2 separate regions of the Homo sapiens genome follow, and region 1 is linked to region 2. The links are chromatin loops, found by intact Hi-C in ENCODE. Cell type or tissue: endothelial cell of umbilical vein. All regions are shown on one strand. Each heading gives the region's core, and the rest is flanking DNA. Links, peaks and the distances in the headings are about the cores only.

Evidence for each region. Hi-C counts contacts between places; a loop is a spot of excess contacts. Peaks named below come from ENCODE experiments on the same cell type or tissue, not always from the same donor. Only the 100,000 strongest peaks of a DNase experiment are listed, where the experiment ranks them.
Region 1: it touches region 2 in a loop (2.8-fold over the local background); 12 of 110 quality-filtered maps call a loop at or near these places.

What each region holds. Positions count from the first base shown.
Region 1 is chr7:51,117,702-51,127,716 of GRCh38, forward strand. The region is part of intron 6 of COBL (cordon-bleu WH2 repeat protein); the gene reads right to left. Among named protein-coding and RNA genes, the nearest start is that of COBL, 190 kb to the right of the region's middle. In endothelial cell of umbilical vein, for the core only: no CTCF peak of the experiment used is centred there; a DNase peak (open chromatin) is centred at 4,620; H3K27me3 peaks cover 141 bases.
Region 2 is chr7:50,787,481-50,797,495 of GRCh38, forward strand. It overlaps a transcript of GRB10 not described here. Among named protein-coding and RNA genes, the nearest start is that of GRB10, 9.6 kb to the left of the region's middle. In endothelial cell of umbilical vein, for the core only: no CTCF peak of the experiment used is centred there; DNase peaks (open chromatin) are centred at 4,531 and 6,061; H3K4me3 peaks cover 3,611 bases; H3K27ac peaks cover 2,424 bases.

The sequences.
Region 1 (10,015 bases), core at 855-8,854, 330 kb after region 2:
TATTGACTATCTTTTTCACATTTTCGAATAGGTCGCATTTTCCTGGTTCTTCATATGTTAAATAATTTTGGCCTGCATCCTGGACATTGTTGAGTGTTATGCTTAGGAGGTTCTAGATTCCCTCATATTCCTCAGGAGACTGTAAATTACTTTGTCTTCACGGGCAATAATAAGCTGACTGGATTCACTTTAAGTCCTGTTTCTTGAGCAGCAATCAAATCTCAGTTCAGCTCTTTAGTTCTTAGCCAGGCTGCTTGGTATCTGTCCTTTTCATGCATGGTTCAAGGCTGAGCCAGAGATTTAGCCAGAATTTATCCACAGAATTTATGGCTGTCCCTCTCTGGCTTTCTCCTTTCTAGTATTCTTTCCTCACTTTCCAGAGGGCGGTGGCTGTCCTGAATTCTGGCCACATAGTTCTGAATTAGGCTAGAACAAATGGGCACCACAAGTTACTTTCCTGAGTTTACATATAATCTATTGACTACTGTATTAATTTTCTGTTGCTGCATATCACATTACCATTAGCTTGGTAGTTTAAACACAAACACACACATTTGTTATCTCAGTTTCCAGCGGTTGGGAGTCCAAGCATGGCTTAGCCGGGTCCTCTGCTCAGGGTCTCACAAGGCTGCAATCAAGGTGTCAGCAGGCTGTGTTTCTATCTGGAGGTTTGATTGGGAAGGCTCAGTGGGGTTGTTGAAAATTGCTTCTCTGGCGGGTTCAAGACTGAGAGACTTGGCCTTTTACTGACTGTTAAGCAGAGACAATCCTCGCATCCTAGGGGCCACCTGCATTTCACAATCTTTTATAATCACAGGGAGTGACATCCCATCATCTTTGCCATATCTTGTAAGTTAGAAGCAAGTTCCAAATTCCAATTCACTCAAGGAGAAGGGCTCATACAAGGATGTGAATCACTGGGGGGGAGAGGGGGAGGGGTGTCACATTAGGGTGTGTTGGTCACGAAGACCAAAAGTATGTTTTACGCTTCTATAATCTGGGGCCCTTGGAGGTTCAATAACTTCCCCAAGGTTGTATAGGTTAGTGTTGGTGGAGTCTGGGATGGATTCAAATCCAGGCAAAGCCTATGTCCTCCAAATATCCCTCCTACATTCAACAAGCAAACTACGCTCTACACTGCTGGAGCAGGCTGGACCCAGCCACAGAGAGGAATCCACAGCCAGAGCACAGTATCTGCAAATCGATGCTGTCCAGCTTTCCTGCAGCCATGTGGGATGTCAGACCCATGTCTGCAGCTCAAAATACCCAAATATAAAATTAGTTTCCTCAGTCCCAGAGTCACTTGAAAACATCTTATTTTCTAATATACAATTAAAGTCACCAGAGATTACATCACATAGGAAAGTTTTACAAATGACACAGTTTAATTCAGACACATAAAAAGGTTAAAACATACCTACCAAAGTTACAGGGACATTATCTGACAAATACAGAGATTCTGTCAGTTTGGTTATAAACTAAGTTTCCCTGGTGATATTATTACCTCTTCTAAGGTACCATAGTATTTAGGCTACCTAATCTAGGTTCTCATTACCATATATATCCTAGTGATATATATGGCGACACATTTTCTAATAGTTTAAATAAAGAGGTAGCTCAATACTAAGGGAAACATTGGTTTTGTAAGTAACAGCTATAAAACCATCATCCTCTAAGAACCAAGGGAACCAAATTATTTTTGACAAACAAACTCACAGCTGGCTTGTGAGGGAAGTCCATTTACCTTGGGCCTGTGTTTGTAAAGTAAAAGGAGGAGGGAGCGAAGCTGTGTTCATGATTCAAGGCCCTTTTCCTCTAAAATTAGACACTGCACCACGAGCTTCTCTAATATGGAAACTGGGTAGTAAGTAAAGTTTTTAAGAGGAAAAACAAGATTTTTGTATCACAAATACAGGTCAAATGTCTGTGGAATTCAAGTCTTTATAGTAAGCCTGTGTGGTCCTCCACATCAACGGGTCAAATATTATTTAGATGTTCACCAAATTATTCCCATGACAAAACCATTCACTTAAAAATATTCATCAATATAGGACTTAAAATATTTGAAAATCTTTACTATTTTTGTAAGTACTATTACAAATTCTATTAATACATTAACTCTTCAAAACCTTAGTTAAGTAGATAGGTAAGGATATTATTTGACTTCTAAGGAAATAGAACTCAGAAAAGTTGATTGGCAAGTCCTTTTGAGTGACTTGCCCAAAGTTGTACAGAAGTTGTGAAAGGATGAGACAGACCACACAGCCTCTAAACCAGTAGATCTCATTAAATACAAGATGTCTGTTCTTAATTGTTGGCTCCCTCAGCAAAGATATGCTACATGCTTTCAGATTTTTGGCCACAGTCCTGTTTGGCAATCTTAATATATTGAAATAAGTAAATATAATAAATATGGTAGTATAGAAAAAATAGAAAACAACAGAATCCTTTATAACTCTAGCTTGCAAGGATCAAACAAGGGGGTCAAAACAGTGTTGTCAAATGGTATAACATACAAAGGAGAAAGAAAATACATGGAGAGGGAGGGTAAATGGCCTAAAATATAAGTTATTTCACTGTCAAATAAATTTACCCACTAAAAATGTTTCAGGCATCAGTGAACCTTCTTAGGTTCACTGAAAATATTTTACTCAAAAATATAACACACGTAAGGCATTTGGAGAAACTATATTTACCATATTTAAGTAAAAAGATCTTACTTAAGGTTATACCTTTTAAAGGAAGTGGTTAAATAATTTTTTAAATTTTATCATTAATTATGGTAAATACACATACTATAAAATTTACCATCTTAACCACTTTTAATTGTACAGTTCAGTAGTGTTAAGTACATTCACATTGTTGTGCCACCAATCTCCAAAACTCTTTTCATCTTGTAAAACTGAAACTCTACCCATCCCACAATAACTCCCCAATTCCCACCCCCCAGGCCCTGGCAACCATCATCCTACTTTTTGTCTCCATGAATCTGACTACTGTAAGTGCCTCATCTAAGTGGAATCACATGGCATTTGTGTATTTGTCTTTTTGTGACAGGCTTGTTTCACTTAGCATGATGTCTTCAAGGTACATCCATGATGATGCATGTATCAAAATTTCCTTCCTTTTAAATGTTTAAGTATTTATTTTTGTATTATTACAGAATAATATTTCATTGTAAACAAATGAACAAACCACAGTTTATCTATTCATCCATCGATGGACACCTGTGTTACCTCCATGTTTCAGCTATTATGAATCATGCTGCGATGAACATGGGTGTACAGGTATCTGTCTGAGGCCCTGCTTTCAATTATTTTGGATATATGCCCGGAAGTGAAATTGCTAGATCCTATGGGGAATTCTATTTTGGATTTTCTGAGGACCTGTCATACTGTTTTCCACAGTGGCTGCACCATTTTACACTCCCACCAACAATGCACAAGGGTTCCAATTTCTCTACATCCCCGCCAACGCATCTTTTCTTTTGTGTTTTTTCTCATAGCAGCCATCCTAATGGGTATGAGATGGTATCTCATTGTGGTTTTGATTTGCATTTCTCTTACGATTAGTGATGCTGAGCATCTTTTCATGTGCTTGCTGACTTGTATATTTTCTTTGGAGAAATGTCTATTTAAGCCCTTTGCTCATTTTTTAATTGAGTTGTTTGTTTTTTGTTGTTGAGTTGAAGGAGTTCTCCATACAACACATCCCTTATCACATACATAATTTGCAAATATCTTCTCCCATTCTGCGGGTTGCCTTTTTAATCTGTTGACTGTGTCCTTTGGTGCACAAAAGTAAAAGCTTTGCAGATACTAAAATTTTGTAAGTTTGGTTGAGGAGTAAATCAAATGTCTTTGAAGCTGAAGGTTAGTTAACCACAATGAACCCAGAGCAGTCAAGGCTGAGTTCAGAATGTAAGTTCAAGACGAGATGGTGCCTAGGAGGCTCTGCACCCAGCTTCAGTTTCCAAATCCTGAACAGTGCCTCAAAGACAGGAATTGGATCTTTTTACACTGCTGCAAATTTAAAATCCTGATTTATATTTGAAAACCCACTTTTCTGATTGTGGATTATCAAGGTGGCTGGACAGAATCATGAATATACATATAAAGTTGCAAAATGTAAAGGTGAGAGAAATAATGAACTCACTCTTCCAGCAGTTTCCCTTCATAGTGAAAAACATACTGACTGTTGACGTGACTGACAGGCAAAACCAAAGTGACAAAGTATGACGAAGTACAAGGATAAGAACAGCATACTTAAATGATGGATATTTGAACAGCATAACTCTCTAACACAAAGCCAGCTTCCCACTTCCTCCATGTTGCTAAACTGTCAACGTGCAGGAGAGTGGCGAGCTCACCTTTCATTTTGATTTTATCACAGAGAGCTCCCATACAATGTCACACTCTAGTGAGTGTTAAAAATACTTAAGACTCTAATCTCCTTCAAACAACACTTGCTTCTTTAGCCACAAGTGTCAGAGAGGAAACGATCCACAAACAAAAGGTAGACGTTAAGCAACTAAAATAGCTCCAGCTTCCTTTCTCTGCACACTGGCGTTAGCTGCCCGGCTATTTCCACCAAGGAGGATCCTTGCAGCCTGGCTGTTTTCACAGGCTCTGCAGTGGGAGGTGCCACAGGTTCCCAGGGATGTTTGTGTCGGACAGGAACTCGGCTTCCTTTGTGCCTCTGAACACAATGCTGTCCTCATCTTCACCATCTCCAGGATGGGAGGAGGCAGCTGGACGCCAGAGATGATCTCTGCAGCACTTCTATTTCCCCAGTATTTTTAGAAAGGTTGTTTTGTACCATCATAAGTGTTGTTTTTTCGTCTCCACATTGTAGAATATAAATACAACCTATACTTGGCTGTTTATTACAAAATGCATTAGTATCAATTCAGTTATTTAGCTCTTTGCTAGTTTTGTTAATTTACTAAAATGGCAGATATGCTTTACATCTGGCACATTTAACATTTAAATGTCAGGCCAGGCACAGTGGCTCACACCTGTAATCCCAGCCCTTTGGGAAGCCGAGGTTGGTGGATCACCTGAGGTCAGGAGTTCGAGACCAGCCTGTGCAACATGGCAAAACCCTGTCTCTACTACAAACACAAAAATTAGCAGGGCATGGTGGCGCATGGCTATAATCCCAGCGACTCAGGAGGCTGATGCAGGAGAATCGCTTGAACCCAGGAGGAGGAGGCTGCAGTAGGCTGAGATCGCACCACTGACTGCACTCCAGCCTGGGCGACAGAGCGAGACTCCATCTCAAAAAAAAAAAAAAAATTGAATGACATAATTATTTTTGTAAAATGTAGACTCAAAGACAGTTTAGTTAGGCCTGAAAGAATCCTACTTGTTTTATTTGTTGTCCCTATCAAGACTTTTAAAGTCTCATAACATACTGTATGAGCAGACAGACAGATTTTTGGAAGTTGGGTAAAGCCAAAACAAAAGGAAGCATCTCAAAAAACAGGCAGATATCCGTATCTGAGCAAAACTGACAGATATATTTACAATGTATTTGGCTATGCCTACAGTAATGGCTTGGCAGTTCATGCCTTTTAACATGAATTTGACATGGGTTCCAGACTTCTTGAGTTTATGTATATTTGGAGCTGGCTAGCCTGATGAAGTTAACCCCATTTACTAAGTAGTTCCATCAAGGGAACAGAGTTCTACAGAACAAGAGCCTTGTATCCCTTGTCGCTAACTTGCCAGTTTTGCTTAATTTTTTTGACAAGAGGCCATGTGTGGAGGTGAACCAATTCTTTCATTTTCTGCCAGGATGTTTCAACTGCAGTAGGACTTTCTGCACAAGCAGAACAGGCTGCTGAGAAAGAGCACCATGAACAGACAGTGCTAAGAAAACACTCCAGTGAAAAATTCAAGGAGGCTGTGAATGATGGAGCAGGGGTACATTTTTCCTTCAAGAAGATGCATACAATTGTTTTTAAATCTTTGAGTTTTGATTCTCAACCAGCAAATGCATGACTTCCCTGTCAATGACGAGTAAATGAGTCAAACATTTTCTTCATTTCAGAATCTCTATGTCTAACAAGATCATGTTGAAGTGACTCATTGCAGTGCTACGCCATGTGACAGCACCATGCCACCTCCTCACCCACATCACCCCAGGCAGAGGCTGCAGAGCCACAGTCACCCTGCACCCCCCTCTGCCAAGTGTTACACAACTCTCTTGGATTGAATCAGCATCAATGCATGATGGCTCCATGCAGAAAAGACATCAGACAGGCCCATATTCTGTTGCTTACTGGCAGTAGTAGCAGCCCTGGGACCTCACTTTCCCTTTGTAAACCTCAGTGTCCTCATTGGTAAAATGAAGATAACAGAACCTGCCTTATAAGGATATTGTAAAGATGAAGTTATATGAGATGATGTGCATAAAAGTCCTAGCAGAGTGCCTGGGATGCAAGAAGAACTGAACTGTTGCTGGGTCTCTCTAATTGCTATTGTGCTTAACTTGGGACCTGCATCATGGGACCAGTTGGCCGACGACTGGATGACGGTGCCTTTGCTGTCTTCCTGCTGGCCAGTGTACTTCCACATGCAATTTGTCTGGCACAATGGCCTTTCATTAGCAATCTAATTCATTAGCAATTGGAGATTAGCAATCTCCAATTGATTTAGCAATTAAAATATGACCAGCAGAGATGAATAACTTCTGTCTGCTTGGACTTCTTCCATGAGTTGCATGCCACTTACCAAGAAAGAATTTGGAAGTGACACCCTCACCCAGTGTATCTCTGGCTCCCAACTGGAATGAGATGGCCTTTCCAACACTGATGGCTTCTCTGGGATGGGAATTAGACTGGAACCATACAAACTAATGTTGCTAGTGGGAACTTCCCATGGCGACGGCTGCTGCCACTGTCCTGGACACCTATGTCGTAATCTACCCAAAAGACAAGCGTTCTCTGTATTTTGGGGACATAAAGTGCTCCAATTCAGTGCTGAGTGCCTTCAAAGGGCTGAGTCTTACACACCCTTCAGTTCCTCATGGAAACTATTCTGCCTGTAGACAGGAACCCCATTTTCCTTTGTTATGATCTGAATTTGTTTCCAATTTTTTTTCTTTCTTTCTTTCTTTATTTTTGTTTTTTCTTTGACAGAGTCTCACTCTATTGCCTAGGCTAGAGTGCAGCGGCGTGACCTCAGCTCATTGCAACCTCTGTTCAGGTGATTCTCGTGTCTCAGCTTCCTGAGTAGCTGGGATTACAGGCATATGCCACCACATCCAGCTAATTTCTTCGTATTTTTAGTAGAGACAAGGTTTTCCCATTTGGCCAGGCTGGTCTTGAACTCCTGACCTTAAGTGATCTATCAGCCTCAGGCTCCCAAAGTGCTGGGATTACAGGCGTGAGCCACGGTGCCTGGCCTCTCCCACCAAAATTTGTGTGTTGAAGCCCTAATCCCCAGTGTGTGACTATATTTGGAGATGGGGCCTCTAAAGAAGTAACTAAATTAAAATGAGGTCATTAAGGTAGGCTCTAATCCAATATGACTGTACTTATAAGAAGAGGAAGGGACACCTGGGATGCACAGGTACCACAAAGGCCCTGCAAGGCCACGGCAGCAAGACAGCTGTCTGCAAGCCAAGGAGGAGCCTCAGGAGGAACCAACCTTGCTGACACCTTGGTCTTGAACTTCCAGCCTCCAGGACTGTGAGAAATAAATTTCTGTTGAAACCACCCAGTCGGCGGTATTTAGGTTTTGGCAGCCCTAGAAAACTTACACACCCTTTCACTTAAATGTTAAGGCAGTAATTATGCTTGTAAAAATTCAAACTATGATCTACTCCTCCAGACTATGTTTTAGACTTGGTCTTCTGTTTTACAAACTGTCATGGAGCCGGGCAATCACTCAGCCTCTCTGTGCCCTATCACCTATAAAACAGAGATGACAGTCCCTATCTTGTGGGGATTTGGGAAGGATTAAATAAGATACTATAGGAAAACACTAAATATAACTGCCACGTGGCACTTTCCCCACATATTCATAGCTCTCTTGCCCCAATATGGCCTGAGAGAAATTTTTTTTCTATAGTCAACTAAAACAAATGTTTTCAGAACATCCGCGTACTCATTCAAGTCCTGTCTTCTGGGGCACTGAGACGTCACCCCACTGTCTTGGGACAGAAATTAAACATCTGGATGTAGCGATTGTTTCCCAGTGAATCTTTCCATTTTTCAGCTAAAATTTTGTAATTTCTATATCGTTTAAGTAAGGGATGGTAACTTCTAGACGCTTCGATTCCAAGAATGTTCTCCTCTGAATGCCTTTTAGTTTTTTTCTCTTAAAATATGGTGTTCAGGCTGAGTGTGGTGGCTCACACTGTAATCCCAGCACTCTGGGAGGCCGAGGTGAACAGATTACTTGAGGTCAGGAGTTCAAGACCAGCTTTGCCAACATGGCGAAACCCCATCTCAACTAGAAATATAAAAATTAGCCAGCCGTGGTAGCATGCGCCTGCAATCCCAGCAGTATGGGAGGCTGAGGCAGGAGAATCGCTTGAACCTGGGAGGTGGAGCTTGCAGTGAGCCAGGATAGTGCCACTGCACTCCAGCCTGGGCAACAGAGCGAGACTCCGTCTCAAAAAAAAAAGTGTTCAGAGACCTACTCACTGAAGGAACAGATGTGGCCAGCACCGAATAGAGCGGCACCACCCCACCCTCATCCTGATCTTCATGCTTCTGTTAGGACAGGCTGGGCCACTGTACCCCTTTCACAGCCTTCACTGGCTCCTAGCCCCACCAAACTGCCTGAGTGCCCTTCTTGGGTGTGCCATTTATCAGGGCACCCTCATTCTTAGACTTGAAATTGAAGGGCTTCTGGGGTCAGCCTTGGACTGAGGTACATGGAGGAGCCTGGGTTGGACCTGGACGTGGGACTCCTCTCATTCACAGTCCATGGCATGTGTAGCAAGGAAGTGACTGATCTGGACGTCGTCAGAGACCCTGAGAGTCTGAGTCACTCACCCCTCCCAAATGTCATCTCCCAGAGGATCTGCCTGGCTTAGGGAACCACTCTGGACCCTAATGCTGCCCTATTTGCTCTCCATTCACCAAACCCTGCAGCTGTAGCAGAACATCATCCAAGTCGCTGGTTAATTCAAGGTGCTCCCCCTCTTCAGTGTCACCAGAGACCTCCCTCCAGAAAGACAATGGCCCATTCGTCTCGCATGAGCCTCCTTAGCTGTCTGACATTGAGGCCATGTTCACCCGCTCATAAATGTCTACTGAGGGTCCACCACACACCAGGCATATGCTTATGACTGGGGACACCACGGGGAACAAGTCACGGTCCCAAGCTGGGGAGTCAGCCAAGTGGATGGCAAATACAAGCTGTGTGCTCAAGGCCGTGGGACGTGGAGGGCCCTGGATCTGTCTCAACCTCGTCGCTTGTGGTCCCACCTCATATCCGTCTATCACTACCTTCTCCAAGGAGTACTACGAGATGAGTGACAACATGGGTGGCTGCTACAAAGACACAGAACTGGAAAGTCACAAACGTGAGCTACACCCAGAGTCCGGTTTCTTGAAAGAGCTCATCATGCCAGCAGGGGGGACGGGGCCACTGATGTGACAGACACCCAAGTCCCCAGCTTGTTAGGCTGCTGCCCACAACTAAACAGCGGAGCATGACTTATGACTTTGGAAAGAATTCTGGAACCCAGAAGAACAGGGAACAAACCAAGAGTATTTTTCCCTCTGCTACAGGGACAGACGCAACTGGGGAGGGTGCAGGTTCCTGTACAGAAGTCACTGGCTGCATTTTGCTTTGGACAAAAATGTATGAGGTCGGGGAAAGGATGTTGTTGTGGGAACAGAGTGTACGGTGGCCTTGTGTTCAAGGCAGACTTTTGACTTTCTGAAAGACTAAAGCATTCACAATAGGCCCCAAAAGACATAGGAACAAACACACAAAAGAAGCTGAAAAGTCTGGGGGGCGTGGCTATAAAGGAAACCTCCCTCTGGCCTGAA
Region 2 (10,015 bases), core at 1,239-9,238:
GAAACCAGGTGACCCTTCAGACGAAGAGAACAGAAACACTGTGTGATATGGACAGGCAAGGACAGCAGGGGGACAGTGCCCTGGGCAGGGACGGTGGGTCAGGACAGGGACAGCCTGTGTCCACTCACTGCCCTGCAGGCCTAGGTGGGGAGAAGGCCGGGGAGACCTGTGATGGAGAGATGAGGCGACAATGACACTAGGAAGCCCTCCTGACTTATCCCTCCTGCGTCGCTCCATCACCTCACTAGGATCGCAGGCCAAGACACTCAACGTTCTCCTCTCTGGAGGGGATTCTGTGAGATGCACGTGATTTTCTTCAGAAGAGGGAGTGCGGTACCCTAGAACAGACACCTGGAAGCTCAGGTAACACCCCTGCAGCCTGTCCTGGGCCAGGGTGGTGTGGCCAGGGTGAAAAGATGGGCGGGGGAGGTGCCCTCTGGCTCAAATCAGCCCATACGGGACAATTAGAGGGCACTGAACATGACCCAGCCAGCTCAACTTCCCACAGGATGTGAAGACCGTCTAGGAACAGCGATCTCAAGCAGGGCCCCAGGCTCAGCACCAGGCACTGTCCCTGGGCAGGAAGCTGTGGTACAAACTTCTGAATTTAAAAGTTACTCAATTCATGGTAGCTTCTCAAAGCAGGGAATCCAAAAATTATTCTATGAGGTATGTGGTATTATAAAGGTTTTTATACTAAAGGGAACTCTTCACTTACAAAAGGCTGGAAGCCACTGCCTAAATACTCCCAGGGATGAAAGTTAAAAATCAAATAAGTAAACTAAAGGCCCTGCACATCAGAGAAGTGGGGACCTGCCATCTCAGTGGGGCCCAGGTAGCTTGCAGTGAGCAGCCTTGGAGGTTCCTGACCCTCGACTCCCATGTGAAAGGACAAGAGAAGGTAGAAAGCGGGTCTTCAGCTATCCCTCATGGTCCTCTATTGCTCAGACGTCCCCTTGGAGCTCCCAGAGTGAGACCCCTGACAGCTCACAGACAGGACCAGACAGAGAGCAGTCCCCAACGCAGTGCCACCTGCACTGACCCAGCACATGAGGATCCCAGCCCCCAACCCCACATTAGCTCTAGTGACCTTAATGACACAATGATGAGGACCAACACACGCCAAAGTGCCAAGTACTTTGGGAAACCCATGTTAATAGGCAAGACTGCCACTGTTCATGCCCAGTTCCATTTACCTAATACAAAACCTTTCAAGAACTTCAGGGAGAAGCAGGACTGCCCACTAGCACAGCCCTGGATAGAGCTCGGAGCCACATCCCAGGGGCACATCAGCCTGACCAGGATAAGCGGTCCACAGTCATTTCAGTCCCAGCTAGGATAAGTGCCTCTGTAAGAGTCCAGACACCAACCGTGGGGGCCTGAAGACAAATGCCACAGGCTCCACAGGCCTGGAGACCAGAGATCTGTCTCCACACCCAATGCTGCTGCCCATCAGAGCTTACGCACTGCAGGGGTCTTCACAACTTCTGCTCCTGGTTGAAGGAAACCAATTTTTGACACCTGCTATTCACTATTATCTGGTTCAAATGGTTTGCAGCCAAGTGAAGTCTGCAGTACACCAGCTATCTTTGCTCTTAGAATTCTACCTGTGAGGAGTTCAAACTGTCACGCTAAACACAGTCAACAAAAGGATTCTTCTGAGCACTGACTGTGGCTCAAAGAACATTCAGATAAATTCAAACAAGATTTTGTGCAACTAGCATGTACAAAGCACTGGAAGACAAAAATACAAAAGCCAAGTCCCCTTTCTAACCAACCTTATAAATTAATAGCAAGCAGGATATCAAGTCCACAAACTGCTCTAAGACAAGGCTGACGGCAAAGTGCCTACAGACATCGCCACAAAGACTGCATGAGCTCTGCATCGTGCCAATCACACACATCACACCTCGTGCTACCTTCCCAACAAGCCGTGGGGATAAACACGCCTATGGCTTCCATTTTAACGGATCAAGTTGGTTCACTTGTTCAGCCTGGCCAAACTAGTAAGTAGTACAACCAGGAGTCAACTGAGGCAGTGTGCCTGCTGCCCTGGTCAAATAGAGCAGAAAAGAAACGATATGGTGGGAGGGGTTATTCCTCCCCAGCGCCCGTTCTCAGGCTTGACGTTAACAACAAAAAGTCCACTCTGTTGCTGGGTCCAGCCCAAATAATAAGCCCCTCAAATTAGGGATCTGAAAAGACTAGAAGAATCTCCCCAGAAATCCATATGTAAAGTAGATGGTTCAAAAATATGAATATTCTAATACAGGGGAAAAGAAAAAATCTCCTTAGAGTCACTATATCCTAAAAGCAAAAAAATCAGAACCACTCATTTCTACCTCTGAGATTATTTTTGATAACCCCAGGAAATGGCTTCTTCTGTTGCCATCTCAAAGGACAATCACACCATTTTTCAATCCATTATTAAAGAAGAGCCATCAGCCTGCCTTTCCACGAGTAAGCGGGTGGTTTTAAGCTTTGACTGCTTTTATCTCCCTGCAGTTAGCAGGCCCTGTGATCACCAGGAGCATGGACAAAAGCCTCCAGAAGACAAAAGTGCAGGAAAGCTCATTTCTCAGAGATCAGTTCAGAAGTGGTCCAGGTTGGGGGTGGGAGTCTGATGCAAAGGTGTCCCAGCCAAGAGGAACAAGGAGTGAAAACAGATACAGCTCCCTAAAAGTGTGCAGCTAAAATATTCACACAAATTAAATACCAGCCAGGGGCTGAATGGATCAGACCAGTTATACCCCTAATAGTATGCAAACTCTGAAAGTGATCCCTAGAACTCCAAAGTACCTGTCTGCCAAGTCTCACCCACCAAGTAGTTGGACGACCTTAATTTCTTCCATAATCTCCCACACTTCTGTACTTCTACAGTTATATAAAAAATAAAATAGCACAGGTTAAAAGAAAAGTCTCCACTACCAGGAAAAAAAAAAGTTTATTTAAACTTTGAAGGACTGATTACTCAAATGAAAGACAAGGCAAATATGTTCTCCTCACAAGCCATACAATGCCACGTTGGTTTAATAAACTGAGAAACAGACGCGGGGATTACGGAGCAAACGTGCAAAGGCACAGGCTTCCCCTCCAGGGAGCAGGACCAAAATCCCCTGCATTTAGCTCTGAGCTCTGACAGGCTGGCAACCTAACCCTAGATACAAGCTCAAATACATTCTACGATCCCGTAGGTTTCTCTTCCCCTTGCAGTTAAGAGTCGGACAGAATTCCAAGGAAATAGATTCCATTCCTTAAATTATGCCACCTTTAAAGCATTCGGTTTTACCAGATAAACCAATCAAGAATTTCTACAGCTCTAAAATGAAGCTGAAGGCACAATAGATGACTGTGTTCAAGCTGGAGTTTGATTTCTACACATAATATAGCCTGTACCCGGAAAGATCACCAAAATCAAGTTCTGAGCTAACTCTTCGAGTCTGACTCTGCTCTCTTCTCCTACTGGAGGCTGAGTAGACACAGACATAGCTCTTTAAACTGGGTCAGGGCTGCCCTTGGTCCCAGTCCTGGTGGCCATCACCATACAAAGCTCTGGACAAGTAGCTGGCATGAACCTGCCCAGTTCTGGGTTCCTGATCCACAAATGAAAAGCATTTTGAGTGGGCCAACGCTGCCCCAAAAGTGACCAAACAGATAATATGCAATAGATGACTTTAGGGGTACACAACTTTTCTAATTACAGTAAACATAACTACCACATCAAAACTCATGACTTCATGGATATCAAAATTCCTTCCCAAAATAAATGTGTATTTAAATGTAAAAAGTGAGTGAACTAAAAGGAAATATCTAGAATGCTCTGGTAACATGGCATTAACCTTGAAGGCTGGGAGCCCCCAGACCAGGCAATCATCATTCTCCGAGTGTGTGACTGGCAGGCTATACATACCTGACCCACGCCATTTCCCTTTCAGAAGTGGATGTACTTTTGCAAATAAAACACAAGACTAAAATGATCCAAAGCTTAGGTTCTAGTGACAGCTTTGTCACTTGCTGACAGTATGACCTCGGGCATGCCAATTAACCTCCTGAGCCTTGGTTTTCAGACCTGTAAAATGGGGATCAGGAGGTTGTAGAGGGGATTAAAAGCAACAAGGCTTTTGAAAGTGCCTTGTAAACTGTGAAATGCTACAGAAGTATCAGTCGCTACACTTCTCAGTTACAGGAGCAATGCCTGCTGGGCGTGTAACTCTGTCCTCAAATTCCCTCCCTGTAATCTGGGGATTGGCCTGTGTTGCCCTTCTCTTTCAAGTGCTCCCAGTAAAACTCAAATATTACATGCAGTGATCCTAGAGTTTTGATTTTTAAGAGAAAAACCTAGACATCTAGAATCATTCCTGGAAACATAGTTGGTTTTCAGTGCTTTTACTTAAAATACTCTCCTAAAAGACACTTCACCGCTGTCACAGCCAGAAGTCCCACTGCTGTAGAAACTCTTGATTCTAACTCTTTCCTCCTGGAAAGAGAGGAACTCGGGGTCAGCTCGTTAAAATATTGCCAGCATTGTGTTGTAAACCCTAGTCAACTCCGGTTGCTGCGCTAACAACATGTGTTCTTGGTAAAACTGCTTGAAACTTTAAATAGACCACCATTTCTGAAACTCGGGGGCTCCAAACGGCTGAATCAGCATTTTCAGAAACAAAGTGTTCTAGGCCTGGCCTTTTAAACAGCAGCAACGAGCAAGTTGTGCAATAACGCATATTTACTCACGAGCTCTCCTTGTTTTGGTCTTTCCCCCCTCCCCCCCATCTCTTGAATGAAACTGGGCACCAAGTTTGCAAGAAAATATTCTTTCAAACGCATTGTAAAGATCCAGGACCCTGTAAAAATCACCTGTGGCTCTCTTACATTACCCAACGTTTCGGTGAAAGCAAACCATAAAAAGTTCGCGTTTCTTCCAATCCCAAGAAAAGACGCACACAATAAAAAGTAAAGGATACCCTAATTTCCATAACGCACATGCTCCAAGGCAGTCGTCAGGCAGGCGTTTGGAGAGGCAATCAGCAAAGGCGAAGAGTTGCATCAGAAATTTCCTTCTGCAAACGGTACCGCTCTTATCACATTTCCACGGCTGGCGGGCGGCTAATCCGCGAGCCCTCAACTTGGTGTTAGGCCCCAGCGGCGGCTAACGGGTCACCAACAGAACCAAAAAAAAGGTCCTCCGTACGAGGCTGGGCCGGCTCGGGATTTGGGAGTGTCTGGCACCACTGTCCCGGACGCCCGGACGCCCGGGCGCGCGCGCCGCGGCCCCGCCGCGCAGTCGGAGCACCCGGGGCTGCAGGGACGCCTGGGCGCCCACCCTCCCAGGCGGCGGCCCCCAGGAGCGCGGCCTTGACCGCAGCCCCCGCCACAGCCCGCGAGCCGCCGGCGTCTGACAAGATGGTTCAAGAATGCACCGCTTGGACTCCACACCTCCCCCCAGGGGTCGGGAACGCAGCGCGGAGAGCCCCGCGGGGCGCCCGGCTGCCTCCGCCTCCGCCGCGCGCCCGCAGCCCCAGTCCCGCCTCCGAGCACCGCCCGCTGCGGGCCCGGGGCGCCGGAGCCCCCGGCCCGGAGGCGACGCCCTTCCGCCCGCCGCGCCTCCGCGGGGCCCGGCGTCCCCGGCCGCGGCCGCCCAGCGCTCAGACAATGACGGCGCGGGGACCCGCCTGGCCGTCCCGGGCCCCGCGGGGACGCCAACCACAAAGTAACTTGCCGCCGCGCTCCCCGCCCAACTCCGTACCTGCCGCGCGCGGCTCCCCGCCGCCTCCGCGTGGCTGCGGGCGACACTCGGCGTGGCCGGCGGCGGGCGCGGGTCCCCGCGGGGCGAGGCCGGCGCTCAAGACTGTCCCGGGCGCCCCGCGCCGCCGGCGCTGCCGCCACCCAGGGGCTGCGCGGAAACTTTGGGCTCCACCGGGTCTCCGAGCGCCGAGCCCGCCCGGCCGCAGCTCGCTTCCCTCTCTGCCTCCTCCCGACCTCCCCACCCCCTCGATGGGCTTTAAACTCGCCCGGCCCCGCCCGCCCTCCCCGCCTCTGCCGCCGCCGCCGCCTCCGCCTCCGCCTCCTCCCCCGGCTACTTTTCCTGCTCCTCCTCCCGCCGCCGCCGCCCGGACCGCTCGGCGGCCGCCAGCGCGGGAGGAGCCGGGGCCTGGGCGCAGGGCGTGGCGCGGGGGCGCGGGCCGCGGGCCGGACGGCCGGGGGGCCAGAAGCTCCCGGAGGTTCCTGCCCCGGGCTGCTGAGCGGGTTCCCCCCTCCTGCTGTCCTCGGGACTCGGGCGCGGGACCACGACCGCCGCGGCTCAGGAGGCTTCGCCAGTGAAAGGACAAATTGGACCTGTCCCGAAAGACAATTTATAAGCGAACTGTTTGAAACGCACAAAGTATTAACTGCGCAGTCCAGATCCTTTATCCTGGGCGCAGCAGGACGGGACGGAAGAGCTGGGGCTGCCCCGTACTCTGTCGTGGGCTGAAGGCACCCGGCCTGGGAAAAGGAAACCTGGGTTTGCTCACAGCCAGCCAGGTCTGGGGCCTCACCTCTTTGAGCCTCAGTTTGCCCCATCTGCGTATGAGTATCGAAGTGCGGGTGGAGTGAGAGGCCCTTCATTTTTTCTTAATGCTGCCAAGCCTGGTGTCCTTATCTTTACAATGGGCTAATAACGCCCGCCTGAGGGTTGGTGTCCTGGGGATTAAATGAGGTCATACTGGGAACATAAAGTGACTGCGAAAAAGACTCCCCTACCCCCCAATTGACGGAAGCCATTGTCGTTAGTGTGATTCTTAATATCTCTACCGAGTCAAAACTCTAATACACATAGCATAACGATAAGTATGTCTTTTCCTGGGTCTTGGCGTTCTAAACGCAGCTGCGACAATATCTTGCCTTCATAGAGCGTGCACTTTGTGCAAAACCTTCATGAATCCTTGCATGTAACCCCCACTGTGGCCCTCTAGGTGTTACTGTTAGAGTCCCACTGTGTACGGACTGGGAAACTGAATCTTGGAGAGGTTAAGTGACTTGCTGAAAGTCAAGTAGCTGGTAAGTGCAGAGCAAGGATTGGAAGCCATGTACGGTATTGTACCAAAGCCCCTCGTAGGCACCTGCTTCTAGCAGGAGTTATTCCACCTTAGACAGATGTTACTCATGGAAAGGTCATCCTTCCCTGTAACTGAAACAGACCTCCCTAAATTTTTGCCTATTGGTCCAAGCTCAGAAACACGTAAGATGAAAATCAAGAGAGGATGATATCAAAGGATTTTAGATTCCTAGAAGAAAGGAACACAGAGGACTCCTGTTGCAGACAAAGGACTCAAAAGAAAATTAAAGAACAGAAAACTCAGTTTGAGCCAACTTCTCACAAATGCATCAGCTTTGAACCTTCTAGCTTCTGCTGAAGGTCCAAACAGCAATCCATGCCTACACCAGTCAGATAGCCTGATAGGCAAGGAGGCTTTGATAGAGGTTTCAAAAGTTCCTTGATACATAGACATATGTTCTTTTGGAATCACTTGTGGGTAAATTCCATACACTATGGCCCCTTTACCCCTAAATACATTGATGTGTCTTTCCTAAGAGTAGAGATATTATGTGCATAACCACAATAGTCACCAAATTCGTAAATTTATATTGATAAAATACTTGTATCCAATCTAGGTCCATATTCCGGTATAGTCAGTTGATCTGACTATGTCTTCCATAGTATTTCTTTCCCTCTGTTACAAGATCCACTATTGAGGTCTAGAGTCAGGTATTGCATTTAGTTGTCTCAAAATGTATGGGTTTTCAGACATTACTATTCACAGAGAAGTGATCAAGATAAATGTCCTTAAGTGTTTTCCTGCTAGCATAGGTCTCTAGAATTCCTAGGACAGGCCCTCATTCCCTACATTTCCTGGCTCTCTGTAGACATCAGTGGGCAGAACCCATTCAGAGACACTTTCTGATGCAAGTTCATGAACTTGTCACTCTTGTGGCTGCAGAAGCTGCAGCTGTCCTCTGTGCAGTGATCCTGGATGAGCCAATCCTATATACAGATTGTATCTTATAGCCTTCCCTTCCCCCAAACTCCAGATGCCCCTGCCCACGCACAATGCTCCCTCTCAACAGGGTGGCAGCCACAGTGGAATCTAGCCATGCAGCCTATACGTTATCCTGGAGAGCTCAGCATACTGGGCAAGACAGGGAGGCTTGTAGTTCAAGCACTTCCCCAAGGGGAAACATATAAGCTGGAATTAGGTGTCAGGACACAGGATTCCGTGATAGTGAGAAATTCAATTATCTAAACATGAGCTAGAAGCCTCCTTCAGCTGAAAGTAGAGAATCTGATAGACTCTAATTTTTAATTAGTAATGAATTGATTAACATCTGTCTTCCCCTGTTGACTGTAAGCATGGTGACTGTGGCAACTCTGTGCCCCTTCACTAGTGTCCTTCCAGCAGGTGGAGTGCCTGGGACAGAGAGGGCACTAAGTGAATAGTCATTACTGGGGAATACTGTCCAGTGAATTAATTTCTCAGGAGCCTCTGAGACCTGGGCACTGTCTCAAACATTGCCAGTAACCTTGACAAAGGGAAAGTAGTCAGGGTGAATGGCACCCTGACAGCTAACTGCTTTGAGCAGCAGTGGCCCTCGCCTCTGCTCTCATGAGCCACTGCTAGTCACACGGCCCAGCCACCATCCCATGCGGCCCATGTGGACATGCGAGCACATGTCTGGAAAGCAGCCGCCTGCCCACCCCTGCAAGGGGAAGGGGGTAGTCTATAGTCATAATATAATCATAGTGCCTGCCCCAGAATACCTGAGGAGCCTGCTTGCACTACACATCCCTGGGCCCACCCAAGCTCTGGAGAGTTCACACTTCCAGGGTTCATCTGCAATTTTTTTTTTGAGACGGAGTCTCACTCTGTCACCCAGGCTGGAGTGCAGTGGCGCGATCTCAGCTCACTGCAAGCTCCGCCTTCCGGGTTCACGCCATTCTCCTGCCTCAGCCTCCTGAGTAGCTGGGGCTACAGGCGACTGCCACCACCCCCAGCTAATTGTTTTGTATTGTTTCAGTAGAGACGGGCTTTCACTGTGTCAGCCAGGATGGTCTCTATCTCCTGACCTCATGATCCGCCCACCTCGGCCTCCCAAAGTGCTGGGATTACAGGCGTGAGCCAACACGCCCAGCCCATTTTTAATAGACTCCTGCATGATGCACGATCTACATCCACACCAGTATTCCAAACACTCCAAAACGAGATGGACAGGCCACCCTGGAGTCTAGAGGTGGGGAGCCTGGCAGCATTCAAGGAAGGCTTCCCAGTGGTTGCCATGCCCCCATGGCACCCTAGAACATCAAAGATGGTAAGTTAGGCAAAGAGAACTGAAGAAAAGGCCTTTGGGGTTGAGGGACAGGCGTGTCTCTCAGACCAAACCCATGAAAGACCTTGGCTCCCTCAGGGCGCAGTACCAAGTAGTTGCATTTAGTCACAGAATGTTGCTGCTGGGTCTGGGGTTAGAGTTTTGATAACACACCAAGCTGGAGGGGTAAGAAGGGACTTATTTGTCAGATTTATATTTAACTATTTATACTTATTTGTCAAGTATAGGCTTATATGGCGATGAGAGCACCGGATATGTCTGTTATGGGGCCTACCAGCACAGTGCCCCCCAGCTAGCCCTGCTCTGTCTAGAGTTTCCCCACAACCCTGGTTTTCCTTGATTCCTAAGTACCAATTAAATTGGTCAGGGATGACGCTTGGCCCAGAGATTCCCATTCTGTAGGTAGGTGGGCCAGTGGGCGGAAGGGTGACCCAACCAATCAGAAGCCTGCACCTGGGATTCTGAACTTGAAGTACTGGTGGGATCTGCACAATGGAGACCAGGTGAGGAACGGCGAGTTGGGCTCAGCATAAGGATGGTGTAAAGTACAAAGACCCAAACAGATGCCGTCGTGCCTCCCGTCTCTCTGGGCCCAGGCTGGTACAGCTATTGTTTTGAACTTCCATAGAATTCCATTTTCCGTCATTGTTTATTT